6 separate regions of the Homo sapiens genome follow, and regions 2, 3, 4, 5 and 6 are each linked to region 1. The links are chromatin loops, found by intact Hi-C in ENCODE. Cell type or tissue: heart right ventricle. All regions are shown on one strand. Each heading gives the region's core, and the rest is flanking DNA. Links, peaks and the distances in the headings are about the cores only.

Region 1 (4,975 bases), core at 455-4,454:
TGTATTTTTCTTCTGTGATGCTGTAAATGAAAGGTCACCTGCCAAATTTCGGTTTGCCCTTGAGAGACCTGCGATCATTCCTTCTGCAGGCGGAATTGTGGAAAACACCTGAATGGCATTGTGCCGTCTTGGGGTTAGCCTGCTAGAGATCAAGTAAGCACCTCTTGGACCCCTGTTAGACAGAAAAAAAATTAAAGGAGAAAGCCTGCACCATAGAGAATTAAAAAGGAGGCGGGTGAGTTGCCTTTCTCCTCTCACCTCCCCACATGTATTTTTTTGAAGAGTTGATTTGTGTTCCCCTGTAATACTTGCATTTGCACTTCTGCATGGTCCTTGATTTTGCCCTATACTTGTATTTATATGTTTATATTCGTTCTATCTTCCCCATAAGATGGTAACATTGTCAAAGGCAAACAGTTTGTCTTTACTTTAAAATTGCCCAGAGCATTCTATATAGTATTTTAGACAAGGAGCATTCAATTAATGTTTACCTGACAAGTAAACAAGAGGAAAAATTAAGGTTTCAGGAAGGAGACTGTAACATTACCAAAAATCATATTAAGGATTCAGAATAATCAAAACTGGCATTTGGTCTCCCTGGCATTTAGAATGAAATAAAAACTAGACCCCATATGATGGATAAAATGAATCATGGGACTGCTCAAGTAGATTATTATTATTGTTTTCCTTCCAAAGCCTGGTCTGTGGCATTTTGTTCCAGAGGAAACTTGAGAGCTGTGGTGATTAAATCTTACCAAATTAGAAACCTCTGAAATGAGTCATTTTTATTTTCATTCACTTCATTTTTACATGGAAGATTGCATAGACAAGCAACCAAATGAACGAAGCTTAGTTTTCTGGTGGGTTGGTGATGACAGTTTTCTCAGTTTGTAGTTGTCGTGGTTCCCATGGTAATATTTTATATGTAGATGCTATACAGGTCAGGTTTACCCGTTTGTGTTTTTGGAGGGAATACTTTGTGTGCATTTGAATCAGGCAGTCCTTAATTCTCAGAGATCTACTAATAGTATGAATATAAGATCAGAATAGAATAGAATTATCTGTTGTGGAAAACTCCTTGGATTTGCCGTCAGAAAACCTGATGGGCTTCTCTCTGTGCCTCTAACTTGTCTTCTGCAAAGTGAAGGAATTGAGTGAGGTACTTTATAATACAAAGATTCTCAACCCTATTGGATCCAGTGTCTCCTTTTTCATAGCATATGTTTTGCAGTGCCCTCTTTATTACCAAGAAATGAAATTTATGTGTAATATAACCTGCCTAAGTGTGTAATTCAAAAATATGCATATATATGTGTGTGTATATATATGTGTATATATATATATGTATATATATAATTCCTAACTTTAATATAAAAGAGCAATACAGGAATAAGTAATTTATAATAAGATAATGTGTATTTCATTCAATATGTAAATGTTTAGTTATGATTACACCATAAGACCTAATGAAGTGTTCAAAAGCTTGATCCTATATGTAGAATAACAGTATGTGTGACAGCTACAAATGCAGATTGATGTCTTTGTTATATTGACCACTCAGATAAAGTATTCCCCCCCTTATCTGTGGTTTCATTTACTGTGATGGTTAATACGTGTGTCAACCTGATTGAACTGAAGGATGCAAAGTATTGTTCCTGTGAGGGTGTTGCCAAAGGAGATTAACATTTGAGTCAGTGGGCTGGGGAAGGCAGACCCACCCTTAATCTGGTGGGCACAATCTAATCAGCGGCCAGTGAATATAAAGCAGGCAGAAAAATGTGAAGAGGTGAGACTGGCCTAACCTCCCAGCCTACATTTTTCTCCCATGCTGGATGCTGGATGTTTCCTGCCCTCAAACATCAGACTCCAAGTTCTTCAGTTTTGAGACTTGGACTGGCTCTCAATGCTCCTCGCCTGCAGACGGCCTATTGTGGGACCTTGTGATCATGTAAGTTAATACTTAATAAACTCCCATATACATATATATATATATATATATATATATATATATACACACATATATATATGTATATATCTCCTAATAGTTCTGACCCTCCAGGGAATCCTAATATAGTTACCCTTGGTCAACTATGGTCCAAAAATTTGGAGAGTTCCAGAAACAAATAATTTATAAGTTTTTAATTGTACACCATTCTGAATAGCATGATGAAAACGTGTGCCCCCTGCTCCATCCAACCCAGGATGTGAATTATTTCTTTGTCCACTGTATCCACATTACATATGCTACCCACCTCACCTGTTAGCCATCTGGGTTATCAAATTTTAAAAGAACATAGCATATATAGGATTCAGCACTATCCACAGTTTTAAGCATTTACTGGGAGTGTTGGAAGATATGCCCCGAGGATCAGGGAAGACTACTGTACCACCATTGGCATTGTTGTTGGTGATGTGATTTTTCCAAAATGATGAGCAATTCTTGGCAAAATTTCAAATAAAACTAAATATTGTCTTTCTTGATTCATGTAGTAACTTCATTTCTAAACATAAGGGGTTTTAAACCATGTAAAAAATACTTGTGTTTTTATGTAAAATGGATTTGGGTCGTAAGCTTAGCTCATCATAAAGACATTTATTACCTATGTGATTTGTAGGACATTTGAGAGTTAAGTAGGATGTGGTGCCGTACTTCATTAAAAAAAGGTCGTGCACATTGCATGGTGTACCTCCCGACTGAACTCCTGCCTACTCTTGCTGGCAGCTCTCCCCACACCAGCCCTGACAACCAGATTTCTGAATCTCACACTAGGGGGCAGTACTGCATCCCATGAAAAATCATTGCTCTAAGGCAGGTTTCTTAACCTCAGCACCTTTTTCTTTCTTTCTCTTTCTTTCTTTCTTTCTTTCTTTCTTTCTTTCTTTCTTTCTTTCTTTCTTTCTTTCTTTCTTTCTTTCTTTCTTTCTTTCTCTGTCTTTCTCTCTCTCTCTCTCTTTCTTTCTTTCTCCTTTCATATTTTGGGTCAGGTAATTCTTTGTTGTGGGGGCTGTCCTGTGCATTGGAGGCTGTTTAGCAGCATCTCTGGCTTCTACCCCCTGGATGTCAGTGTACTCCTCAAGTTGTGATAACCAAAAATGACTCCAGATGTTGCCAAATGTCTCCTGGAGGGTAAAGTTGCCCCAGGTTTAAAAGCACTACTCTGAGATCTCTATCAGCTCCAAAAATCTGTCATGAGAATGATACAGTATTGATTAATATGCAAACATTGCATACAATACTTGTAGATATTGCTAACATTTTTGGGCCAGGTGAAGCCAGTAAGAAAAGCTTTTAATAATTACTCATTTTTTTGGGTCATTTAACACTGGGATTATATTATTGCCTGGCTTTAGAAGGGTTGAAATTATGTACAGTATAGGGTGATAAATTTTGTAGTATGAGAGCATAGGAGAACTAGAATTTCAAGAAAGACTATTCCAAGAAGGTCCTTTGGCAAGTAAGAGTTCATTGAATTCCTTTCTGACAAGTTTGACATTCATGTTAAAGGTTACAAAATCAGAATTTTAGTTTTGTAAGAAGTAATAGAAATTCAGTGGGTACCTTCTCATTTTACAAGTGAGTAAAAACCTAAATGCTAAAGTGCAGTTCACAGTTTAGTTGTGAATCAGGACTTTAATGCATGGCTTTGGTGTCCCCTGTGCTGTTCCTTTTACCACATTGCAGTGCTGCTCAGCCAGGCTATATTTATAAAATATTTTTAGCTTTCTGCAAGCTCTAAGTCTTGATAGGAAATAAAAGACAAAATAACATTTTTCTTTAAAACCTTGATCTTTAGAATGCATGCCAGGAAAAATAAGTGAGAAGGTCAGTTATTATATACAGGGACTTGCATTCATAGATTAAGCCCAGAAATATTTTTAATACTAATGTAATAACAACAATTTACATGGTGCTTCTTGTGGATTAGCCGTGCTCTTCTAAGAACTACACGTTTTTAATGCTTATAACAACCCTATGAAAACAGATACTGTTATAATCATCTCCCTTATGTAAATGAGGCATCAGGAACTTAAAAAAGCTTGCCCAAGGTCGTAAGGGTAAGTGGCTGGTCTGCGATCTGAAAACAGCCAGTCTGCAGTCCACATCCGTGTTCTTGTCCACTACTTACTCCAGCCTTAAACTTTGAACTGAATAAGGATGGATTGGTTTTGTATCCTTGCTCATGAAATGGATATTCCTAGGAGCTCAACATTTGGAGAATTTCAAACCTGAACACTTTAGAACACATTATGTTTTCTTCAAAGAGTAAATCATACCTCACACTTCTCCAACATTTACACCAAAGGTGAATTTGCTCTTTATAGGATATAAGAGCTTCTTTCATCTTGTCCATATCTGAAGCACTTAAAGCAGAACTCTGGTATGAAGTTCATAGCCGGAACGAATCCAGATCTAAATTGAAAGGATTATACAAAGTCATCTTCCTTGTTTGTTTCACCCTTTGTTTTCCCCCCAGAGGAAGGAGAGAAGATTTTGAAATCCTTTATTGCAAAATGAGTTTGAAATAGATACAAATAATAAATATGATTGACAGCTATAGAGGAGAAGGAAAAAACTTGGCTCTTGTTTTAGAAAGATACTTGAAAGGAAAACATCTATGTTTATTGAGAAGTGAGAAGTACATGCAAATCTTTCAAACATAATATTTGAAAGTGAAAATCACGTCATAGGATTTAGAGATATTCCCAAAGTCAATATTTGGTTCTTAAGTTCCAGGTAGTGGAAAAGTCAGAATCAGTTAAGTACCCAGAGCACTTGCTCCCTTCCTTTCTCCATTTCTCTCTCTCTCTCTCTCTCTCTGTGTGTGTGTGTGTGTGTGTGTGTGTGTGTGTGTAATTTTATTTATTACTGGTGAAACTGGTACAGGCAACATGTTGGCTTTTTTGTCAATCAGTTTTTTTTTTTGAGAAATTTTGCTTTTGTGAAAAATCTGCCTTTTCAAAGTTTTCTTTCCTT
Region 2 (4,975 bases), core at 199-4,198, 85 kb after region 1:
GCCTGCAGCTTGAGTCTAGGAGGCAGAAATTTTATTACTTTATGAACATACTCTGTTCCCCACCTGGGCTCCTTTGCTCCTGCCATTTCCCTGTACCTGTAATGCTGATTGTCCACCTCCCACAGTGGAAACTCTAACTGTCCTCCAAGGCTTGCTCAGTAGCCACCCCTTCCACTGAATACTGCTTTTACTCTTCTTTTTTCTTGCCCTCCTTTTGAGGATTCTTTCCTTCTTCAAAATTCTGAGTCTCTTTTTATAGTACTCATATAGAATACTACATTCTAAATATACCTTATGTTACTGTGTAGAGTTCTCATCTCCCTTAATAGACTATATTCTTTTTTAGTTTTATTCATTTTATAAAACTCCAGTATGTATTATAATCTTTTGTATAAAGTATTGAAACTAAGGGTTTTTTTTTTTTTGGATGAGTGAAGGAATTATCTCAATGAAATATCTGAAATATATTTAAAATTTTTAAATCTTAAATAAGAATACTAATAAAATTTGATTATTATATGTTCTACATTATCCAGAATTATAAAAAAAATAAAATAGGTGGACATGTTTTTTTTTTGATCTGATGATTTGTATTTTGTCTTTAGCTTACAAGTCATCCAGAAACAAGAAGCATAATTAGCTTTCATTTTTATAAGACCTTTTGTTCTATTCATGGCTACAAATACCAACTTTGCTTCTACCCACAACTTTAATTCCCTTTTCTTTAAGTGGGTGGTTTAGGGACATCAAAGGTAATAAAATCAAAGAGATAAGTGGAATATTTTTTTCAAAGGCTAGTACTTAAGGGTGTGTTCCTGTTAGAGAATTTTAATACTTAATTTGTTTTCAAGTGTTTGTGTAATACCAAATCTCCTTGCCAACTGGAAGAGGGACTGTCCTTGAATCCTGTTCTGAATAAAATATTAAAATATAATCCCTTCTTCATATATATATATATATATATATTTTTTTTTTTTTTAAAGAACTTCAGGGAATGTGAAGTATTGTCATTTGATAGGATTATACTTTGTTGCTAGCAAAGGCAATAGCATAGCCTTCCTGCCAATTGTTTCTCTTCCTCCAGAAGGAGTTCTTTCCTTTACCCACAGGATAAGGATAAAGCTGAAGGTTTTTGTTTCTGAAAGCCCAAACAGCAAGCCAAAGAGAAAGTTCAAACAAATATTGTCAGTCTTTTAAAAATGTCATTGCTTATGTAAATTAGCTGACCCTTGACTGCTGGTGAGCCTCAAGCATCCTTGATTTGGTTGGATGTTAAGTCAGGTTTTATTTATATTTGGTATATGGTATCTAGAAAGCACTTATCATGAAGAATCTCACTTCATTTAAGGTTAGTGCTTTTTTATTTGTTTTGGTTCTAGGTTTTTGTTTTGTTTTGTTTTAGATTAGCTTCACTATCTTGTGATTTCCAGAGGCTGATGTATTACTGTGAAACATTCCGATATGATTTTTCCTTATTTTTTCTTTTTACTGTTACACATCTTCCCATCAAATTCATTTGAGATTCTTGGAACGATGTTTATAGTTACTGACTAAAATAAAACTTTAATCTCTTTCTTTGGAAGTACAGTATTTTTATATTGTGAATTATACAGTTTTAATTTATGCCTTCAGACTAAAATTTGCAGGTTTGATAACATAGTTTTAAATATATTCAGTCAAAATATGAATATTTTCAAGTTTAACCTAGTTGAGTCCTCTTATAAAACGTTGAGCTGTAACATTAGTTCTTCATGGCCTCTCATTTGTATTAATGTGACGTTCTTGATCATAACCTTTGAAGATAAAATTCATTTGGGGGGCAGCTAAGATTCTCCCTACTCTTTCTAATTATGTTGTAAAACTCCAAACTTAGGAAAGGATATCTTTTGGAAGGCATGCCTTATGAGTACAAAATTATTATTTTGCTTATGAGATGCAGGATTTTTAAATGGGCATTTACATCTTGTGTATCATGTTAGCTGTAGAGTTTTTGTTTGTTTTAAAATAATTCTGAGAACTTGGGCAATTCTGTGATGATCCTTGGGAGCTCTTGGTAGGAGATATCATTCCTCTTGGATCTGTAGCTCTGTGATGCATGTATATAAGCATGCCTTTGTTCTCAAAAGTCTTTTTCTATCTGATTACTGTGGTATCCAGTGCTTTGTCTTTGCCTCTCTTCGTTTTTTGTTTTGTTTTTTTCCTTGCGCCTTAGCCGGTCATTTGTGTGATGTTTACATTCAGCAGAGAGGTATTTAGAGCATTTTTGGTGAGAGAAAGGAGTGATAGAGGAAGTAAAGAGAAATTCAGACTGGGGTGGCTGTGAGGGATAAAGGGGGGAAGAAGTAGGAAAAGAAAACAGGAGTGGGTCCAAGGGAGGAAGAGCAAGCAAAGACAGAACACCGGCTCTACAGGGGCTGCGCCGTGGGGGTTCCTGAAATCTTGGGGGCTGGCTGTGGGGGAGGGAGCTCAACAGACCAGCATTTTCCCCAGGCTTGGGCGCAACCTTGTGAAACTACTAATGTATTAAAGAACCTCAGCTGGGATTTGCTGAGGACAAATGCTGTAACGTGTTAGTCATCCATTATCTGCTTCTATTTTTGCAGGTTCTGAATGATGACTGACGCGGGTTTGGGTGATACCCCTCACAGCCCCTGTCATTCCGGAGTCATAAGGCACCCGCGCGTCTAGCCCCAGCGCCAGGGCACGCGAGCGGCGCTGGAGGGAGGAAAGCTTCCGCCTGCGGGCCGGACAAAAGTCCCGCCTGCCCACGGCTTTTTGCCCGCCGCTCGTGACCGAGACGCCTCGCCGCGGCCAGCTCGCTGCTCTCGCTGGCGGATGGTGTGTGGCCGCCGCAGGACGCCCGCCGTGCCCGGGCCATGAAGTAGCGGCTGCTGGCGGCGCCGCTGCCCAACCGCCAGCCCCAGCCCCGCGCTGCGCTGCCCGGTCCTCTCCCGGCGGGGTCGTATCGGCGTGGACATGGCTGGCCGCGTCCCTAGCCTGCTAGTTCTCCTTGTTTTTCCAAGCAGCTGTTTGGCTTTCCGAAGCCCACTTTCTGTCTTTAAGAGGTGGGTGTTCGTTGTTCGGGTGCTTTCTGTGCATGCTGTTGAGAAATGTAATCACTTTTATGAACCTGAGTGTTGGCAAAATAGACGGGGTTGATGTTCTTTGCTGGAATGACTTGGAATTTTACCACAGTAACTTCTTGTGAAGTCCCCCGTGCAGAAAAAGCCCACTGCATTGTAGCCAAGCAGTTCTGGCTTTCAAAACTCCAATTAGAAGTTGTGATTTCCAAAACTAATCACTCCCTCTGGGGGAGGTATTTCAGGAACTACAATATATTCGCTTAGTTTTGAATGCCTGCTTGTTTATAACAGCTCGAAGAATAAAATATAAGGATACATCAGTGTCGAGGAGAAGCAGATCATAGACTGTAATAGCTCACAAGGAAACACTGAGCTGTATACAAACGCCTCATAATTACTTTATTAAATATTTATGTACTTGTACATTTGTAATTCACATCGCAGTCTTTTATTTCTTCCTCCTAACAGCTCTGCCTCCTAGCAAGATTATGGTTGGCTTTCTTGTTTCTAGCTAGTAATTCTGGACACTGAAAATAGTTACAGAAATTTTTACTGGGTCATGGTTAATATTTCTGCCATTAGAAAATTGGCATGCCTGTGATAATTTGTAATGTATTAATACTATATCTTCATTAACTTGAAACAGATATATGTTTTGACATATTTTTATATGACATAATTTTTTATAAATTTTCAATAAAAACAAGTTTTTATTGAATGGAGTTTTAAATGTAGCCTGGTTGATTGCATTGGTTATATTTTATTTACAAATTAGGTATATATTGTTATTGGACTATAAAATGAAAATCTGAGTATGTTTACGAACATTGTGTAGTCATCACATCTTTAGAGTTTTCATTGGGTTTAAATCAATCATCTTTAAGGTCATAGAATTCCTTTCTTTCCCCTTCTCATGTTGAGTTTAGATTCCATTATGTTCAAGAATATTGAAATTGCCCTCTTTTTTAAGGTTTAAAGAAACTACCAGACCATTTTCCAATGAATGTCTTGGTACCACCAGACCCGTAGTTCCTATTGATTCATCAGATTTTGCATTGGATATTCGCATGCCTGGGGTTACACCTAAACAGGTGAGAGGAATTTTGTCTTTCATTATTCACTTGTTCTGGATACAATCTATAATTAAAGTAAGGAAACTGCATTTACAGCTGTAGGAACTTCTTTAAACGTAGGCATTTGCTTTCAAGACTCCAGCTAAGGCTAGAATAATTGAATATTTTAAAGAGGGTTAAGTCTTTCAAGGTGAATCTTTCACTTAAATTTTGTTTTTAAAATTTTACTTATATTATCATTTGTGGTTTGAAATGGAATGTCGAAAATTTACATTTTGAGATTCTCTGTGGAGTAATAGCCTCTGTAATGCAGCATGCAAGTACGCATTAAAATATGAAAAATTATTCTAATAAAGGAAAATGATATTGAGCAGCTGCATTTAAGCTAGTTTGTTTAAATATCCTTTTATTGCAACCACAAGTCAAGAAATAAAAACGTGTTTACTGCTAAGAATTTGAAAAACAAAACATTCCACTCTTTTAAAAGTTAAGAAAACTGTTCATACAGGTGGCTGATTGTGAGTTTTCTTTAACCTGACTTGCTCGTTGTAAGAGATGTATTTTGAAATAATGGCAAAGCTCATATAAATGTGACTTATAGAGCATTTTGTGTAGAACTAGGTTGCTGCTAGGGCTTTCCCTCTTTTAGGTACACGCAAGAAGCTCAAACCCACTGCTGTCATGTGTGCAAGGTGTTTCATTAAGCATAAAAAGGCCAGAATTAATTATGCTTTGCAGCCAGGCAGTGCAGGGATTTATGTGTGTCATTAAAAGATAGTCCTCTCCTTTTGAAGGGCTGCAGAGACAGGGAAAGACCTG
Region 3 (4,975 bases), core at 707-4,706, 250 kb after region 1:
AATTATAGCTAAAGAGCATATTAAAAGTAGAACAAAAGAAAACTAATTTGAAGGTGAAAAACCATTCAGTGGAAATAACTAATCACAATGCCTGCTGCCAGTTTGGTAGATTCAGGTATTAAAACATGAAACCCCTGTACACTGGAGTCAACAAGTTCTTTGTGAACAGTTATTGATTTGACTGGGTAGGGGTGGGTAAGGGGGTTTTGAAATCTTTGAGTCAGTTGAATATTGTGAACTCTTCTTTCCCTGAAGAAGCCGAGGCAGTTGTTGAAACCAAAATGGAGAACAAACCCACCTCCTCAGAATTGCAGAAGATGCAAGAGAAACAGAAACTGATCAAAGAGCCAGGCTCGGGAGTGCCTGTTGTTCTCATTACAACCCTTCTGGTTATTCCGGTGGTTGTCCTGCTGGCCATTGCCATATTTATTCGGTGGAAAAAATCAAGGGCCTTTGGAGGCAAGTAAAATGAGCCCCGTGAACTTGGAACCTGCCTTTGAAAGAGTGTTTGGCCTAATTATCCTCAGGAGTTTGATTGGGATTTTTTTCACTGTATTTGTTTTTTTGTTTTTAATGCTCTCTACCATTTTTGACATTATTGTCTATGTTCCAAATATTGCCCCTAGTTAATATCACAGTACAAAATAGTATCTGGAGACTCTGAAATTTGGATAGTTAGATTAAAATATAACCTTTAATACTATCTTTTAGCAATTGGCTTAAGTCCAATTAATGAGTCCATACGAAATTGTAGGTAGTAGAGTCAGTATAAATTAGCTGAAGGATCAGAGGAGGAGATACCTGCTGTTAGGAAGAGGCCCAGTCCTCAAAGTACCTGGGTCAGTTTTTCAGGTTGTGTTTTTCTCCCATTAGGCTCCTAGCTACATGACCATGGGCAAGTTACTTAATCTCTCCAGACCAGTTTTCTCATAAAAAAGTGGGGATAAAATAGTTACCTTACAAGGTTGTACAAAGATGAAATAATGTACATAAGCATTTATCAGGATACCTGGAACCTAGGAAGTACTCAATACCACCAATGGTTATGATGAATAATCATTGGTAATAAAGTAACAAAAGGCATAAGAAGTTATAAAAAACACTTGTCTTAAACCTTAGTTTTCAAGAAAAATTAATTCTATAACAAACCATTTGATAGTTTTTGAATAGTCATAATTTAGCTCATCAGCCTTCCATAACTGAACAAGGCAGAGTCCAATACCAGAGTTAGTATTTTATGAAATCATTATCACAATATAGGATCCAAGAGCTGAGTTTATTTTAGGACATCTAAATAAATAAACAACCCAATTCATGTTTCTTACCGCTCAGTAGCAGTCCCTTGGCTGGGTCCCCAGGTCCTAGAGCAAGTCTATAGCTGTGTGTGGGAAGAAATCCATGGATCAGGGAGAGGGGGAGCATTTGATCAAGAAACAGCATCTGATCCTATTTCAGGTCAAGGCAGCCATGGCAGGGATTCAGTGCCCTTGGCAAAGCCCTGACACAGAAAAAGGCATGGAAACAGAAAACAGAAAATTCAGTTTAATATGTTGTAAAAGGGAATTTTTATTAGACTTTATTTTGCTTTTCATGTGCCATCAATAAATCTCTATAAAAATATAGTTAACTCTTCCCAAAAAGGATTTCTATTAAGTCCATGTTACAGATCTGGAACTGTCATAAGTAGGGGCAAAGAGAAATAAACATAGTCATTGTCTTCATGGTGTTATATAGATGCTTCAAAAGAGCAAGAATCCATATCTTGAGTACTGATATGTCCCCAGCACAAATAATAGTTTCTGATACTAGTGGTTTAATAAATTGTTGTTGAAAGAATGAATGAATAAATCAACCGAGCTCACAGAATAGATAACATATGAAAGAGACATGAAACAAAAAAGTTATAGTAGAGGGTGGTAAGTGCAGTGATAAATACACAGAGTAGTAGGAACAGTGGGGCCTAGGGGAAGGTGGCAGGAATTGTGGTAACCAACCCAATCTGGCAGAAGCAGTGGCTAGGGAATAAGGAAGATTTGGTCTCTCCTGTTTGTTGTTAAGCACATGTGACACAGCACTGTTACATGATGCTGACTTTACAGGAATGTGTTAGGAAGGTAGAGACCCAGGTAGAACCCTAGAAAATTGCCATTATTTGACCGTGTTTTACTTAGAAAAATTGCAGTTTCATATGTAGTAGTAGTAGATCAGCTTCTCACTTTTTTTCTGAATTTGTTCTTGATAGATCTTATCCAGTCTAAGGTTATTAAAAACCCTAATGGACCTTCCATTTATTCATCATTCCTTATTATGTATTGACTCCATATCAGACACTGTGCTAGGCACATGGGGATACAAAACTAAGGAATGTCCTTGCAGAACTTACAATCTAATTTGTTGGCTTTCTAACAGTCTTACCAGATTCTTCTTCCCTTCTTGCCTATTTCTTTCCACATCACTGTCTTCTCCCTTTCCTCTCATCTGCGCTATCTTTTTCCATGATGCTGACTTCAGTCCTGGTTAAAGACCTAACAGGACAACCCCAGGCCTGACTTTCCTGACCATAGCCCTTGAGGGAGTGATGAAGCCTGGGAAATAGTACAGGGAGAGACACAGCAAGGGAAAAAATGAAACCCATTGGGAGTTCTGTCTCCCCATAAGGAAAGAGAGTCTGTCCTTTATGGAGATAGGCAGTCCTGTTGGGAACATTTAGGTCACCTACTATGCTTGGAAAATACTCAGGGTGTCATGTGCTTTCCCTTCACTTATGTCTTACATAAAGAAGAAACGATATACATGGATCCAAAGCTTTCTCAAGCAAGATACGTACTGTCAGTAGAAAGAGTAAAGCTGAAGGCAAATATCCCTAAATTGTCATAACCAAAGATGGAAAAATTTTATAAATTATTAATAACATTTCCTGATTAAAAAAATAGCTATGATTTATTGAGCATTTACTGTATATCTATAGGTAGTGTTCTAAATGTGTCACATGCAGTGTCTGATCTCAGCCTTACAGACAGGGATTCTCCTTGACCTTTCTTTTGTCAGAGGAGAAAACTGAAGCTCAGAGAAGTAATTTATCAAGACTGCACAGCCAGTAAGAGACACGGGCAGGAGTCAAACCCAGCTTGGGCCCTTTATGTATGTCTCAGAAATATACCGCCTTTCTTAAAAATTAGAATTGCATACAGACAAGAGCCAGGCCTTGCTTTATCATTTACCAGTTCCTATTTTAAGTTGGAAGTTGAGTGCATGGGTTGAGAAAGATGACTGGGACTCATTTTGAAATGTGCCATCTTTTTTTAGCAGATTCTGAACACAAACTCGAGACGAGTTCAGGAAGAGTACTGGGAAGATTTAGAGGTATGCCTATGACCTTTTAGAACCCTTCATGTTTGGTTCAAAGTCAACAAGCACATGTCTTTTAAAAAGCAAGGAGATATTTCATATTTTGTCTCTGAAGATAAAGCACCTTGTATGCAGCTTAGCATCTCCCAGAGTAAATACAGAATGCACACCATAAACTAAACTGAAGTGCATGGGTCTGGCAGCAGATTTCCCAGTTTTATTTTTCCCATTCTGCATTATCTAATTCTCTTCCCCTGCCTTTTACCTGGCTTCATTTGTCTTCAGCAAATTTTCTGTCACTCCTGTTGGCATGTCAATGTTTGTCATAGTAAAGATGACCTTTTCTTAAAGTCATTGAAATGAGGAGCTGCTCCAGGGAGGCTAGTTCTGGATAGAGAGCTAGAGAAAAGCAGGAGGTGAAAGTGAATATGAAATATTCCTGCAGAAATACATAATACTTGGGAGCTTTTGTTTTTCTTCTTTAATAGTAGCATCTATATGGCTCTGTAGGATACGTCTCTGTCTGTTTTTCTATTTTATTTTTAAATAAAATAATCTCCCCTTTCCCATCCCCACCTTCTGACTTTATCATTTAAGAATTTACAAGGTAACAGACATTGCTGCAAACTTTACCCAATTCTGTTATTGTTTGCTTTTTTTCAGGAAAGGGAAGTGGAGGCTTAAACCTTGGTAATTTCTTTGCAAGCCGTAAGGGCTACAGTCGAAAAGGGTTTGACCGGCTTAGCACTGAGGGCAGTGACCAAGAGAAAGAGGATGATGGAAGTGAATCAGAAGAGGAGTATTCAGCACCTCTGCCTGCGCTCGCACCTTCCTCCTCCTGAAAACCAAGCTTTGATTTAGATTGAGTAAGATTTACCCAGAATGTCAGATTCCTTTCCCTTTAGCACGTTTAAAGTTCTGTGTATTTAATTGTAAACTGTACTAGTCTGTGTGGGACTGTACACACTTTATTTACTTCGTTTTGGTTAAGTTGGCTTCTGTTTCTAGTTGAGGAGTTTCCTAAAAGTTCATAACAGTGCCATTGTCTTTATATGAACATAGACTAGAGAAACCGTCCTCTTTTTCCATCATAATTCTAATCTAACAATGGAAGATTTGCCCATTTACACTTTTGAGACTTTTTGGTGGATGTAAATAACCCCATTCTTTGCTTGAACACAGTATTTTCCCAATAGCACTTTCATTGCCAGTGTCTTTCTTTGGTGCCTTTCCTGTTCAGCATTCTTAGCCTGTGGCAGTAAAGAGAAACTTTGTGCTACATGACGACAAAGCTGCTAAATCTCCTATTTTTTTAAAATCACTAACATTATATTGCAATGAAGGAAATAAAAAAGTCTCTATTTAAATTCTTTTTTAAATTTTCTTCAGTTGGTGTGTTTTTGGGATGTCTTATTTTTAGATGGTTACACTGTTAGAACACTATTTTCAGAATCTGAATGTAATTTGTGTAATAAAGTGTTTTCAGAGCATTAGCTGTCAGTGTATTTTCCAGTTTTTGCGTATTTGCAGATTTTACATACAACTTTTATAATAATTACACAAACCCACAAATATTAGTGAAACTTACTCGATGTCTTCAACTAAAAGAAATGTGTGTATTGTACAA
Region 4 (4,975 bases), core at 727-4,726, 190 kb after region 1:
TAAAGACACATGCACACATGCGTTTATTGCAGCACTATTCCCAATAGCGAAGACTTGGAACCAACCCAAATGCCCATCAATGCTGCACTGGATAAAGAAAATGTGGCACATATACACCATGGACTACTATGCAGCCATAAAAAAGGATGAGTTCATGTCCTTTGCAGGGATATGGATGAAGCTGGAAATATCATTCTCAGCAAACTAACACAGGAACAGAAAACCAAACACTGCATGTTCTCACTCATAAGTGGGAGGTGAACAATGAGAACACTTGGGAACAGGGAGGGGAACATCACACACCAGTGCCTGTCGGGGGGTAGGGGGCTAGGGGAGGGATAGCATTAGGAGGAATACCTAATGTAGATGATGGGTTGATGGGTGCAGCAAACAACCATGGCACGTGGATACCTATGTAACAAACCTGCACATTCTGCACATGTATCCCAGAACTTAAAGTATAATAAAAAATGCCACAAATCAAAATCAAAGTTAGTCCAGTGGAAAAAAAAAAAAAGAAAAGAAAATACCACTCAGAAATATATAGCTGAACAGAGCTGTGGAAAAGGTAGCTATGGGGATATAACCCAGGAGTGTCCAAGGTGGGTAGGGTGCCATCAATCACACATCAGTTCCGTAGAGGTAGAGCCACTTTTAATACCATCCTAGACAGATTTTGTCATCCAGAGCAGAGATGGGGGTCCTTTCTGAGGAAGGAGAAGAGTCTTTCACTATGACAATCAAAAGATAAGATTCCCAAATGAGTACTGGTGGTAAGGAGGGAAAAGTTGATGTTGCAAATCAGCCTAGGTTGGACCTTGTGATTCACTGGTTAGAGAGAGAAGAACACAGTTTTCTGAGTTGATTTACTCAAAAAAGTGTCATCACTAAGAGAGACACTATTAAAAGGTTAAAATATGGCGAGAAGATTAAGAGCTCCATTTTAGACATTTTAAGTTCAAATGAGACAGACAGACATCCAAGTGGGATTTTCCAGAAGACAGTTTTGTAACACCAGTTTGGTGTTAGGAGAGCTCCAGGCTTGGTAGTCATGTGCCTGGAGGTGGTAGCTTAAGTTTTGTAAGTGACTGAGATCACTTAGTAGGAAGAGGCTTTAGCCAGGGGAAAAATGTTTCAGGGACAGACTTCCCAAAACACCAGCGTTTTTTACATGATGGACGGTAAAAAGAGGAAGCACAGATGATAGGTGGAGAAGACCTGTAAAGAACAACATTATAAGGAGAGAGGTTCTGAAGGGAACTTTCAACAGGGCTACAGCCTCCCAGTAGATCAAAATAAAGAGTCTATTAGCATTGGCAATTAGGATCCCTTACCTCTTGGAGAAGTCATACAACGGTGAAATAGGAAGTGGAAAGAAATGCATCCAATTTAGGGAGGGAAAAGGATGTAAGGAAGAATGAATCAGCAAGTAGCCCTGCACCATCCAATATGGTAAACACTAGGTGAAAATATTTATGTTTTGAATATAAATTAATTCAAAGTAAAAAATTAAAAATTAAGTTTCTCAGGTGCACTAGCCATTTACAAAGTACTCAGCCCCATGTGTCTGTCTAGCAGCTATTAGGTTGGACAGTGCAGACATAGATTACATCCATTATTACAGAAAATTCTTTTGGACAGTGTTGGAGCTTGTAAAGGAAGAGAGAAGATGGAAAAGCCTGAAGGATATGTTATGTTAGAGGAGAGTCTCTCCCCACCTCCACAACAACTCAAGCCCTAAGTGAGTGTATGTATAGCCTGTGAGTCAGATATGAGGTAAAGAAGTTGTATTTATTAATAAAAAAGAAAAGAGAGAAGACAGGAGAGGCTTTAGGGAATTCTGGAGGAATGGCATTCAGAACAGTGGAGTAGAGAGAGTTCTTTTTCCAAAGATACGCTAAAAGAGATGGAGAAGGTACAGATACAGCCTCCTTTGGCAAAGCCAGTAACCAATTAGCTGTAGTAGCCACAGTGACTTATTAAGAAAATAGAGGGCTAGGAACCTAAAAGGGCTTTTTTTTTAATTTTATTTTTTTTACTTATTTATTTTTTGAGACTGAGTCTCACTCTGTCTCCCGGGCTGGAGTGCAGTGGCGTGATCTCAGCTCACTGCAAACTCTGCCTCTGGGGTTCAAGCAATTCTCGTGCCTCCGCCTCCTAAGTAGCTGGGATTACAGGTGCCCACCACCACACCTGGCTAATTTTTGTATTTTTAGTAGAGATGGGGTTTCACCACGTAGGCCAGGCTGTTCTCAAACTCCTGACCTCAAGTAATCCGCCCGCCTTGGCTTCCCAGTGCTGGGATTACAGGCATGAGCCACCGTGCCCAGTCCTAAAAGGGCTTTTTGTTTTCTATTACAAAAATCCAAATGTTTGACTGGAAAAAGGAGCTGATTTTTAAAATATTATATAAACCACAGGTTGAAGCAGATGCATGTTGCAATTAGTTTGTTTTTTCAGTCAGTAATTATAATAGCTATAATTTAGTGACACCTACTTTATGATATGTACTGGACTGGGTATTTTAATATTAGCTGTCTTCTTTAAATCTACAAAGTAATTTCTAAAGGTTATTGTCACTATCTTTATTAAGTTAAGTAGAATTTACTTAAAGGCACAAAGTAGAATTATTTCTTAGGGGCACAGAAATAGGGTTTGATGTGTATTTGAATTGAGGAGTTGCCATACAGGGAAAGACCAGAGTGCTATAGGTGCACCCAGCAGAGACCCCTGAGTTGAATTGTCAAGAAAGGCTTTTTTGATGTGACACCTAAGATCTGAAAGTTGAGGAGCTAGTTTATTAGTGGGGAGGGAGTGGTCCAGGCAGAAGAAACAATATCTTCTTAGAGTTGATATTCAAGGAAATGAAAAGCCAATATGAGTGGAACATAAACTGAAAAGAAAAAGGAAACATTGAGAGATGACACAGGGGTCAGGACCACCAACTTGCTTTATTTATGTTCTACTCCATCTGTTATATTCATTAGATGTATTTTCTAAATAAACATCTTAATGTGACTAAGAAAATTGGTTAACATTTCAGGATTCCATATTATATCTAGTACACTAGAAGAGGAAAAAACTCTTTCTGGTTTGCACATAGGAATGTAAGAGATAGCCATCTAGTGGTCTCTCTCTCATGTAACAAGATGTTTGTACAGATTCTGCTCTGAAACTTTATTCTGGCAAGGCCTGTGCAACTGTGTGCAGCCAAGCCTGTTGCATTATTTTAACAATTTTTGCTTTCCTAACCCAATAACAATTTTAAATGATAAATTCACATGAACTGGAGTGCTCTACCTTTGGTATTTTATCACAGCTTTTAGATTTCCTCTTACAAACCTGAATGACTATGCATAGTTCTGAACCTGTCTTCCTCCATCAAGATTACCCTAAACACAGAGGTTGCAGTGAGCCAAGATTGTGCCACTGTACTCCAGCCTGAGCGAAAGAGAGAGACCCTGTCTCAATAACAATAATAGCTTAAACATATGGATTCAAGTTTTTATTTAATTTTAATTTTTTTTGAGATGAGGTCTGTCTCTGTCACTCAGGCTGGAGTACCGTGGCGTGATCATAGCTCACTGCAGCCTTGAACTCCTGAGCTCAAGCAGTCCTCCCACTTTAGCCTCCCAAGTGGTGAGGACTATAATTGAATGCCACCACACCCAGCTAATTTTTTTATTTCTTAGAGAGATAGGGTCTCACTCTGTTGCCCAGGCTGGTCTCGAGCTCCTGGGCTCAAGCGATCCTCCTGCCTGGGCCTCCCAAAGTGCTGGGATTACAAATGTAAGCCTCCACTCCCAGCCTCAAGTTTTTAAATAATGGTTTATCTCTCCCTGAAATACTCTTGTATTTTATTTCCTAAATAAGACGTTTCATTGTACAAGCATATGAAACTATTTATATTTAATGTGTGGTACACGAGAATTTAGCAGTAATGAACTGTATTAATTTTTCTTCTGTGAGGCAGAATGCCACTGTGCCCTAACAGATTTGGTTGACTTATAATTTGCTTTGTTTATTTTACTGAGATTGGCCCTATTACTTGGTAATTATTTTCTGATTGAAGATTTCACCTGGGATAAGCTGATTTCACTGGCAAGAATTGAAAACCTACTTTGAAACATTAAACCAAGACTATTTGTAAACATGACAGAATCTCTTAGCATCATTTTGGAAAGACTTCATCTCCCCTTGCACCACTTTCTTAATAATATATTCTTCAGTGAAATACATCATGGCTAAACCAGTTATCATTTTCATTTCCTAATGGTCATGAAAAGAGATTTTATAAATGTTTTCTAATTGTGCTGTAAATGTAATTAAAACGTAAGCAACAGGACTCCATAGTCGTAAGTAATTTCATCATTAGCAGCACCTAGTATAGGATGAGGAAAAGGAAGAACTGGTGGTTGCCCTTGGGTTTGGTGTAGGAGAGCAGATTTGTGTTTTCATTGAGAATATGTTTACCATTCACACAGTTGATATAAATGGATTTGAAGTCATCGTGGAAATGATGAGGGTTAAAATACTTCATGAACTTTCTGTAGTCATATTTTGTATATGTGATAATATTTTACAAATAATTTGCTTTCATAGAATTGGAGTCTCATACCCAAGTTTACTCCTTAATACAGGAAGGCATAGAATGCATTTTAGTGATGAATCACCCTAATGATATCAGTTTATTAAAATCTTTTCCTTTGTTTGAAGCTGATTTAAAAGTATCCTTTGCTCAAAAAATTATTTTTCTCACTTGCTCATTTTTTGTTTAAGAGGAACAACTAGAGCTTACAGTAGCACTGCTAACAAAATAATAATAAAATTTAGGTTTCCCAGTTGTCAAATGGATACGTATTTACTTGTGTTTTACAGGAAATGTATATTTCCTGCTCAAGAAATGTATATTTCATTTCTTGTGGCTTGCACTTCAATAGGTTTTAAAGGACAACTGCAAAGAGTTTCTTGTGCA
Region 5 (4,975 bases), core at 372-4,371, 180 kb after region 1:
CTTTCCAAATAGTAGGATGTAGGAGGTGTTATATACGCCTACAAACCAGATTCTTTAAAATACTTTCATACCTTGCCATTCATTTACCCTTTTGTGTTTTATAGCATATATATAATATTCAGAGGTGAACATTATCTATATACCCAAATATACAAATATACCCAAACTCTTACTGGTCCCCGAGAATAATTCTATGGACACATAAGAAATTATTTTCCTGCAGTTTCTATTTTCTTCTGTTTGTGAATAAAAATGCTGTAACTAAAGGTATTTAACTTGAGAATAAAAAAGCATTCTGATATTATCAATTTTCATATTGCAGAAAATAGGCTGTTACTCATATGTTGAAATTAGTGGGCCCATTAAAATGTCATCTCTAATGACGGTAAAGACAGTAGCCTAACCAAAAGCCATTTCAATGGCTAGCATAGTCTGTGTATGATCCTACCAGTCTATGGGGACCACCAGCCTAGAATTAAAAGAGAAATACAGAAATGTACCAAATGCACATTTGTACACATAGTTCATGTGATGCACTAATGAGATTAGTCTGTCTCCTTACAACACATAGGGCAAATCTCATTGCTGAAAGAGTATTTCATTCTTCTTAGAGATATTTGTTTGCACAAAGTGTCTATTTGTATGCATTCTTTGGAAAGTCAACTTGACCAAGTAGCTAATAAGGGGGCTTTAATTATTCAAATAAATTATGCCATGTATGTTAATTTTTAAAGTAAGCCCTCAAACTTCACTTATCACTTTATTTGGTGTTCTGGCCAAAACAATTTGTGTAGTATTTCTTTACATTGTACAATTATTTTAATACTTTTTAGCCCCAATAAGCAAAAGCCCACATTATTGTGGTTGTGCTAGCCACAAGCTAACAGACACCATCTATGTTGGTCCTACAGAAGATGTGAAACCCCTGTAGAAAACAGCACAATGTGGGGTAGGAAGAAAAGACTTGAACCATCGATGGATATGTACTCATGGACAAGCTCTATACCTGTTAGTGGGTACAGATAGTTCTGTAAGTGATGTAGATAGTTCCACCTGGTTAATACTATATATAGTGTATATGTGTGTATATATGCACATACACACATACATATATATATTAAATAAATGCTATTTAAATTGTACTATATATAGTATTATATATATATATTTACTTCCTATCTTAATACATTGGAAAACAGGTAGAAAGATATAAGTCAAGATATGTAATAAATGTTATGTTAGAAAGAAGAAATGACCTTTACTAAGATAGAAAAAAAAGAAGGAGGGGAGAGATAGAAATAATCATATTCCATAGACTAAAAGAAAGAAATGTAGCCATGCCACAAATAAACAGGAAGTGGGAGTTATCTCTAACATGGAGGAAAAAAATTCAAAGAAAGTTAGTGATCTTTAAAGAAAGCCAGTGATCATTAAAACACAGATTTATTTAGTACTCTGTTTCTCCAGGAGAAATATATTTTCTTTGAAATTTGTATCTCAAAAATTGCTAGCTATTGATGTTTTGCCAGAATATTAATCTTGATTAGAAATTAACTAGAAATTAACTAGATGTCTTGACATCTAAGTTGTGCAAATCCAGTCTGTGCTTTCTCACAAACACACTAACCTTTCACCATATCTTTGTCTACATCTGCTCTCTGTAGAACAAAATCTGGTGTAAAGCAAGTGTACCTCAGATTCTGTCTCAAAAGATGTAATTACAGAGACACCACAAAAGCATCATTATATGACAGTTTTACTTATCATGTTGTCCTGGATCATGCAACAATAGGAAACATTTTAATGAGGCTTTAATTGAGTCTGTAGGGATTTCTTTAAAAATAATGCTTATTTTGACTGATTTTTTAAAATAATATTCATTATAAAAGATAAGGAAATTATGTAAAGTATAAATATACAAATAGAAATCATCCGTAGTCCCCAGAAACATGAGTACATATATGTATGTGAAATATATATTATGCATATATTTACATATTCAATATATGCATATGTAAAGCACATTATTTTAATTATAATGTATACACAATTTCATAGCCCTTTTTAAAAAATATACCTTGAATATTTTCTCCAGTGGTAAAAATTATTGGCAAGAGTGATTTTTAATGGCTGCATAATACGTGCATATTCCTGCCTATATCAATTTGAAAATAACCCATTTGCATATAAGGGAGTTTATCTGCGAATGAGTTGATTATGTCTGCCTACAGGGAGAAAAACACAAATGGATATTTAAAACAAACTAAAATGTCACCGTCCTTCAAAGACATTGTGAGTGAAGAATTACCTATATATGTAATAAGTACAATAAACTATACAATAGACTCAATTAGGCAGTGATTCTGCATGGAGGAAATGAATCCTAGGAGACTATATAGAATGAGGAAGTTCACACTGATGTCTTCCAAAGCAGACACACACACACACACACACACACACACACACACACCTCACATATATTAAGGTTGGCACTTTTAGAAAACTAACACATTTTGTAAGTTCTCTTTATTTCTTATGCATTATAATTTCTTATATGCGTTCACTATACCAAAGCTATAAACATCCTGAACTTTCTATAACCATTGTTTAAGCAAAGAATATGGGCTTGAAACTAAGAAGCTTACTAGATGGAAGCAAAAGTCTACACAATTACATTTAAGAGTTCTGAATTTGAGTGTCTCACCTCTTTAATATTCAAAGTCTAGATGTAGTGTTGAAACTTACGTCTGTTGTATTGGGAAGATTCAGTGTCTTAAATTCCAGGCAGAATTGAAAATCAAAATCTATAATAACAGTATGTCCTTGTTATTATGTATTATGCTCTAGACAACATTTATTTGGCTGCAGAAACAGCCTTTAACATGTTTTATTCAGTTTGCTCCAAAATCTCCTCATTGTAGTCTTTGTGCCCTCATATAATCAATCTTTCTACTCAAAGGTCAGCATAAGCTACTGTATTCCCAAGGCAGAGAGAATATGACAAAAATATAATTTATTGAGGGAAAATACCCCATGACCCCAGATAGTTAAAGGTCTTCGGACACCTTCTGTGAAACAGTAATTTCACAGTGGTTTTATGCTAACAAAAATGAATTACCATTGGCATGTTTTATCAAATAAGCAGAATCAAGGGAACAAGGTTGCCAGTTAAAAACACAATAGTCTACTGTCAAAGCCTGCTAAAGTTACAGTTGTAAACAGTTTATGGGAAGAGTTAAATAAAGGCTGGGCATGGTAGCTAAAATTTATATTTCATTGATTTGTTCAAAATAGGGCATTCCTTTGATCCTCTAATAAAACACAAATAATTTTAGTAACATCTTCTTAACTAATTCCAAGCACTCTCTATGCCACTTTGCTGTTTTAAAGAAGATACAGTTTTTGTTTGTATGCCTATTCACTAAAAATTTATTGGTTTCTTATGATTTATGAGCACTTCACAAGTCTTTATTTATTGAACTCATCTATCAAACACAATTCTAAATACCCCCCAAGGCTCTGGGAAGCTGACTGAATGCTGTTTTGAATTGGTTTCCTAATAACGGAATAGGCAGATGTGAATGATCATTTATCACACAGTTAGGCTTTCCAATATAGATCTGTGTGCATGGTAGTTATGAAAACCATCATCTTCTATCTTCTCCTTTTTTATATTTGTCTCGTTTTCTTAAAAAGGAAGAAAAGTTGATTTCTGATTGCTTTTCAATCAAATGAGCCCTATAAGGGGAAGAAATAATAAAGTTCACTTCATTTGTGATCCTTGAGCTGGTCACCATGGTCATGTGTTTTATTTCTCTAAGGCTAGAGAATAAATATTGTGGGACAGTAATAAGTAAACAATCAATAAACCAAATTGACTTTAACCCGAAGGGAAAATCAGTTAAGACTAAGTCATAAAACAAATTATTAAATTCTAAAAAGAGATGCTTTTATTTTTCCATTCCTCATATCCTCTCATTAATCAGTTATGTTCCATGGCTCTAATCATGTTAACTTGGTTACTTGACATATTTTGTCAGTGGCTAAACTGCTGCTGAACATCCTATTTACTCTCCTTATATTATAGAAATTGCAGAACAATAAGCAGTAACAAGAGCTGGGTTTTTTTAGGTAATGAAGAACTAGTAATGTGTGTGGGAAATGGGAATTTATATTCTGGAAAGTTCTGAGAGGTATTTGATCATTTTTAAAAAATAATAGCACCTGCCTCATTAAGATTTTACAATTTCTAAAAAATTAGATACTTTTTTTTTTCTATCCAGTAATCTTAAAGCATTTTTTAAAAAACCTTCATAGGACCATTTTTCAATGTATATTTCATCTATTTTAGTTTTTCTCACCATATTCCTGAAAGTACATCAGAGAAATTTCCATGCTGGGAGCAGGGAATAGTGAGTGGTCCCTGATAATAGAAAAATGTCCATTGATCCACAAAGCAGTTAATGCAAGCACACAACTTAGGAACTTTAATTGGTGGTGTTATTAGATTCCCATGTACTATGCTGCATTCCTTTTCTCCACACATTAGCTGCTACTATAGTTGTGTTTTCCATATACCAAACTCACACAATTGAATTCCTTAAAAGATCTAGAGCATTTGGGTATTTTATAAGAATCAAAAGTTAGGGAATAAAATTTAAAAATGGGAAATTACTGCAGCCTAAAATCATCAAGGAAATATTTTTATCTCTGCTAATGCAGATGCAAGGGCTGACATTTTTAACAAATTATTATTCATCCCAGAATTGCTTATTGAGTATCTGCTAGGATAGGGAAAGTACTAATCTCTGGAACTATGACAAGAAATAAGAAATGAGAGGGACTTTTTTATATAAAACTATAGTTCTATCTTGTAATTTCTCCCTTCCCAGAGATAATTTAAATATACAGAAAGTATTTTTAGAACATCTTAAAGAATTTGGTCATACATGTAAGGTACATTTTTTCAAATCAA
Region 6 (4,975 bases), core at 570-4,569, 140 kb after region 1:
CAGAATCTCCCAAATCTACACTGTCTCTTGTTTTAAGCACTGTAAAATGTGTCATTGAGTGCAGTAGCAATGTTTAGACATAAATTACTGATAGGCTAAAATTAATAGCATCCATTCCCTTTTTCCACTTTAATATTGTAATAGATTCCTATCATATCGCATATTGGGATAGTATAACGGATCAATTTTTAAAACACAGTTGGTCTCTGATTCTAACTTCCAGTCACCAATTTGGTGAGTATGTTCCTTGGCTAATAATATTAAGGTACTTGGATTAAAGGTGTTAATAGGAGTTCCTTAGAAATTGCCCAATTCTTTGTAGACTAGTGTCAACTTTAATAAAATAGAATGTTACAGTTGGAACCCTTTTGACTGTTTCAACAGAAACAAATGCATTTTTCCTCACAAGACTAGTACTTTATGTTAAATACAGTAGCAATATTATAATGCAGCGTTGTATTTAGCACAGATCCAGAACTGTGAAATCGGAACATCTTGGTTTCAAATCTCAGCTCTGCTACTTGGTAGTGGTAATAAACATTGGTTAAATGATGTAACCTGTATTGGTCTGTTTTCTCATCTGTAAAATTGGGCTACTAATCTTGGCAGCTTGATTGGGCCATCATGAAGGGTAGATGAGGTAATATAAGTAATGTGTTTGGTGTAGTGTCTGGCATGTAGAAGGGATAGCTATTATTTTTATTCATTTATTGATAAAGTATATATTAATCATTCACTATGTGCCAAGCACTTTGTTGGGCATGGAGAATTTGGTATGAATAAAACAGACACACACTCTGCTTTTATGGACTTACTGCCTGTCTAACCTTATTGGAGCAAAGGAACAGTGGGTAGTTTCTGTGATGCTATTTATCAGGCTGATATTTCTTAATCACCATTCTAATTTGCTTTTTCATTATGTATCATTCTAATTACTATATTAATGTCTGTCCATTGCATTGAAGTTCACATAGGATTGTCTGAATTTGGGAAAATATTCTATGGGTTTATAGAACAGGTAATAGTATTTGAATATCTGACTCATACTGAATGCATTTTGAAAGGTAAGGACCATCCCCTCATGCTATTGATTTTGTGTTGTGTTTCTTTAAAAAACTTTCTAACTTTAGATCAGTTTTCCTGGTTGTGGTTCTGTTAGATATGTAATGCATTAAAATTGGAATTTAAGGCTATACAGACTTAACTTGAGGGCATGACAATTTTTTTTTTTTTTAGCCAAAAGAAGAAACGAGTTATCAGTTCTGATATTCCCTGAGTAACCTTGGATTTTAAATAGCCTTTAACAGATACAACCAGAGAGTACTTTAACAGTCAGTCATGCTGTATTTGGATAATTCGAAATGACAAGCTACCATTTTCAGTGCTTGGCACAGTCAGAAAATATTCATGCCATCTGAATGGTTTCCCCGTGGATTAGACGTGAAAAAGGTTCTATAGGAAAGGTCCAAGAATCCAGACTAGTTTTATTTTCAAATGTTAATTCTCATCATTTTTACTATGAATACTAAGAAACCACAAGGGAGCTATGTGAACCCTTCCACAATTTAATCGACTTAGTCTGGAGGAGCCTTATAGGAGAAGCTGCTAGAATGATAAGAAAAAGAAACCTGGTTGATGAGGCCTGAAATTACAACAGCCATTGATCAAGAGTTACATTGCTTCCCAGCCTTAAGGCTCTCTTTACTAGTAAGAATAGTAAAAATCCCCTCTACTTCCATAGGTCCTTTTTTTTGGGAAGCCAAAATATACTATACCATCTTTCTCTTTTTGGTCATTTTACATGGAGAAAATATGATGCCATTTTCATTTAAAATGGGAAATGGAAATATTTACCACTCTGATATGTTATCAGTTATAGAACTCAGTTCTCTCGCCCTTTTGTTTTTCCTCTTAGTCCTCCCATTGAGTTTTAGGATTAGTTCCAATGCCCCAGTGTCCTCCAGTGAGTCATTCTTTACTCAGTCTTGAGTTTAATATATTTTTTATTGTAAAACAGGGTTTTAAAAATTAAACCAATGTTTGCTTGGAAGCTCTTATTTACCAGACCTGATAAGAGAATAAAATATAAAATCATTGTCTCTTTGTGAATATGTCACAAACAACTTGTTTTATCTCAAATTTGATTTTAGAATTGCATGCACAAATTGCAACTTAGTTCAAGGATGACAGTAATAATCAAAGCTTATCTCCACATAATATCATTCTCTGCCCATAAATCAGTGTCAAGAATTGAGATAGAAGGGACTGTGACAGCCAGAGCTTTAAGTCATGGTTTAGCTGTTTGACCTTTGGAAGTTACTTAAACTCTCTGAGCTTATTCAACTTTAAATTACAACTTGCTGGCAGTGTTCTTATATGAGCTGATTTGTTCAAAAAACTAGGCAAACAATAATTCAAATTTATTGGTGTTTATATTTTAAATTTTTAATCTAATTTTTTTCAATAAAATATTATAACATGAAGTTGAGAGTGCAATACAATTTAAGCTAATTCAGCTCTTTAAGTCTCTGTACATGGAAAGTTAAAAACTCACCGAGAGGTAAGTTTCACCAAACATTTGTTTCATGCCGGGACTTCAGCATGAAGATATTATCCTACATACTTGTACTCGAAGTCCTCACAGTCTGGGTGGAGAGAGAGAAGTAAGCTGACACTTAGGATGAGGAGTGCTATAGTTAAGGAATGGAAGGTGGATGGGGGTCGGAGAACACTTTCCTGAGGAGGAAGGCTTGAACTGAATCTTGAAGGAGAAAGTGAATAAAAGTTTTTCAGGCAGACAGCTGGGATGGGATATTTCAGGCAAAGAGAGCAATGGAAATAAGGAAGATTGGAAACTGGAAGCAACTTGGCAGGATTAAAAAAGGGGGTGTTGTCTGGAGACAATGTCTAGATCATGAAAGGTCTTACGTGTTATGCTACAAGGTTTGGATTTTATTTTGATTTTATTTTTGGGAAGCATTTGAACGATTTTGAGCCAACAAATGACATAATCAAATGTATAACTTAGAAAAAGTTACTAAGCCAGTTTTCTCTGTTATATTTCAATCTGGTTCTTTCTAGTCATCCATTGAAAATCAACTTGCATATCAGAGGAAACAGTTATCTTGTTTAACCTAAGACTGTCATCACATTGGTTATAGGCATTTGTAATGTTTATGATCTTTGTTGAAAGCTATGAAAATTGCCACCCAAATCTTTAAATTTTAGTAGCTAACAGCAGTGATATACAAAGTTCAACACATTTGACAATATCATTTCTTTAACTATTATAGCTGAGGCCAGGAAGGAAAATTTTGCTTTTGGGCATCATCCAACATCCTGAGCCTTTTAGCACACTTGGCACAAGGATGTCACAGACATTTCTTCCAACGTACAATTCTCACATGGTAATGATCAGTCATCATAAGTATATTGTATTTGACAGTGAACAGGAAGAAACCACTAGTTGATGTCTTTTATATTACACATTACACAATCTCTTTCTACAGCCTGATTTATAGAAGCAAGATCACTTTGCTAAGTATAACCTTATCAAGACTTCCTGGTTCTGGGTCCCTCACCCCTTAATTCAGACAGATAATACAGTTGTCTGCACTCATTGCCTATCCTCCAACCTCATTTCTGGCTAGAAGCAGAAAATACGGTAAGAGTCCCTGCCTCTGAGTCTGAAGCAACTTCTTACCAGTGGTTTTCATATGTGCAACGTGGGTGTTTTCTGTGTTTCTGGCTTCAGTTTCTAACCTATTTAGGAATCTATCACAGTCTGCCTTTGCTTCCCATCCAGGTCAGGGGCAGTGTACATTTTTTTCTGTGTGAGCCAACCTCCGTCCCAAGAAGCTGTATTTGTCCTTGTCCTTTATAGTCTTCAAGCTTTTCAGATCTGCCTACACACCTGACTCACCTTTTTTGGTCCCAGTTTTCAAAACACAAATACACAAATCAACATAAAATGTAGCCTAACAATGTTTGGATTAAATCCAATTCAATAATAGAAAAAGCTGAGATATATTGTAATGGGAAAAAAATGGTGGCTTGGAGTCAGACATACTACCATCTATTAATGTGGATCTACCAAATATCTGAGTTACCGCACTGAGTGCCTTATGCACATCACCACAACAGCCCTATCACAGAGGTTTCCATATAGGAACTGGGCCTTTGAGGGCTTATAAACACGCCCAAGATACAGAGCTGCTAAGGGGTGGTTCTAAAATTGAACTCCAGATCTGTCTTTCTGCCTGGGTGCTCTTTTCACCCTGCAACACTCTCTGTCAACAGTGAATCTTCAGATAAAGTGAATGTTTTGTTAAATAATGCATTGCCCTGGAATAGTACTTTGAAGTTTATAAAGTCTCATTTGATTTACAGAATAACTCTGTGATGTAAGTGTACTTATCCCTGTTTTCCGTGAGAGAAAACTAAGGCTTGGTAAGATTCAGTAACTTAAAAAAAATTAAGTAACTTGCATAATATGATACAACTTATTAATGCATTCCAGTATTCATAAACTCAAAATGTCATGCATGTATAAGATCAAGAACTCTTAAGAGAGGCTGGGCGCAGTAGCTCACACCTGTAATCCCAGCACTTTGGGAGGCTGAGGCAGGTGGATCATCTGAGATCAGGAGTTCAAGACTAGCCTGGCCAACATGGTGAAATCCCTTCTCTACTAAAAATACAAAAAATTAGCCGGGCATGGTGGTGGGCACCTGTAATCCCAGCTACTCAGGAGGCTGAGGCAGGAGAATCGCTTGAACCCAGGAGGCGGAGGTTGCAGTGAGTCAAGATCGCGCCATTGCACTCCAGCCTGGGCAACAAGAGTGAAACTCCGTCTCAAAAAAAAAAAAAAAAAACAAAAAAACTCTTAAAAGGGACACACTTGTATTGCTCACCCCACTGATGGTAGGCACTGTAGGCACTGTTTGTTGCTTTGGCCAGATTTGTTGACAACAGT

What was found. Peaks named below come from ENCODE experiments on the same cell type or tissue, not always from the same donor. Only the 100,000 strongest peaks of a DNase experiment are listed, where the experiment ranks them.
Region 2: a loop joins it to region 1, with 5 times the contacts of the local background. A loop is called at or near these places in 38 of 110 quality-filtered maps.
Region 3: it touches region 1 in a loop (4-fold over the local background); 8 of 110 quality-filtered maps call a loop at or near these places.
Region 4: a loop joins it to region 1, with 2.5 times the contacts of the local background. A loop is called at or near these places in 56 of 110 quality-filtered maps.
Region 5: it touches region 1 in a loop (2.3-fold over the local background); 56 of 110 quality-filtered maps call a loop at or near these places.
Region 6: it touches region 1 in a loop (2.6-fold over the local background); 3 of 110 quality-filtered maps call a loop at or near these places.

The regions. Positions count from the first base shown.
Region 1 is chr5:102,777,908-102,782,882 of GRCh38, forward strand. All of the region lies in intron 1 of PAM (peptidylglycine alpha-amidating monooxygenase), which reads left to right. Among named protein-coding and RNA genes, the nearest start is that of PAM, 25 kb to the left of the region's middle. In heart right ventricle, for the core only: a CTCF peak has its summit at 2,767 (motif pointing right); a DNase peak (open chromatin) is centred at 2,744; H3K27ac peaks cover 1,506 bases.
Region 2 is chr5:102,863,220-102,868,194 of GRCh38, forward strand. It overlaps PAM (peptidylglycine alpha-amidating monooxygenase), which reads left to right. Exons shown (of 26, transcript NM_001177306.2): 2 at 2,604-3,065; 3 at 4,054-4,174. The coding sequence starts at 2,977. Among named protein-coding and RNA genes, the nearest start is that of PAM, 110 kb to the left of the region's middle. RefSeq lists a silencer at 2,897-3,026. In heart right ventricle, for the core only: no CTCF peak of the experiment used is centred there; a DNase peak (open chromatin) is centred at 2,602; H3K4me3 peaks cover 3,093 bases; H3K27ac peaks cover 3,952 bases.
Region 3 is chr5:103,024,876-103,029,850 of GRCh38, forward strand. PAM (peptidylglycine alpha-amidating monooxygenase) reads left to right here. Exons shown (of 26, transcript NM_001177306.2): 24 at 256-459; 25 at 3,310-3,363; 26 at 4,012-4,841. The coding sequence ends at 4,190. Among named protein-coding and RNA genes, the nearest start is that of GIN1, 93 kb to the right of the region's middle. RefSeq lists an enhancer at 3,015-4,214. In heart right ventricle, for the core only: no CTCF peak of the experiment used is centred there; no DNase peak of the experiment used is centred there; H3K27ac peaks cover 1,219 bases.
Region 4 is chr5:102,968,773-102,973,747 of GRCh38, forward strand. All of the region lies in intron 14 of PAM (peptidylglycine alpha-amidating monooxygenase), which reads left to right. Among named protein-coding and RNA genes, the nearest start is that of GIN1, 150 kb to the right of the region's middle. In heart right ventricle, for the core only: a CTCF peak has its summit at 3,128 (motif pointing left); no DNase peak of the experiment used is centred there.
Region 5 is chr5:102,962,729-102,967,703 of GRCh38, forward strand. All of the region lies in intron 14 of PAM (peptidylglycine alpha-amidating monooxygenase), which reads left to right. Among named protein-coding and RNA genes, the nearest start is that of GIN1, 150 kb to the right of the region's middle. In heart right ventricle, for the core only: no CTCF peak of the experiment used is centred there; no DNase peak of the experiment used is centred there.
Region 6 is chr5:102,919,578-102,924,552 of GRCh38, forward strand. The region is part of intron 5 of PAM (peptidylglycine alpha-amidating monooxygenase); the gene reads left to right. Among named protein-coding and RNA genes, the nearest start is that of PAM, 170 kb to the left of the region's middle. In heart right ventricle, for the core only: no CTCF peak of the experiment used is centred there; no DNase peak of the experiment used is centred there; H3K27ac peaks cover 1,092 bases.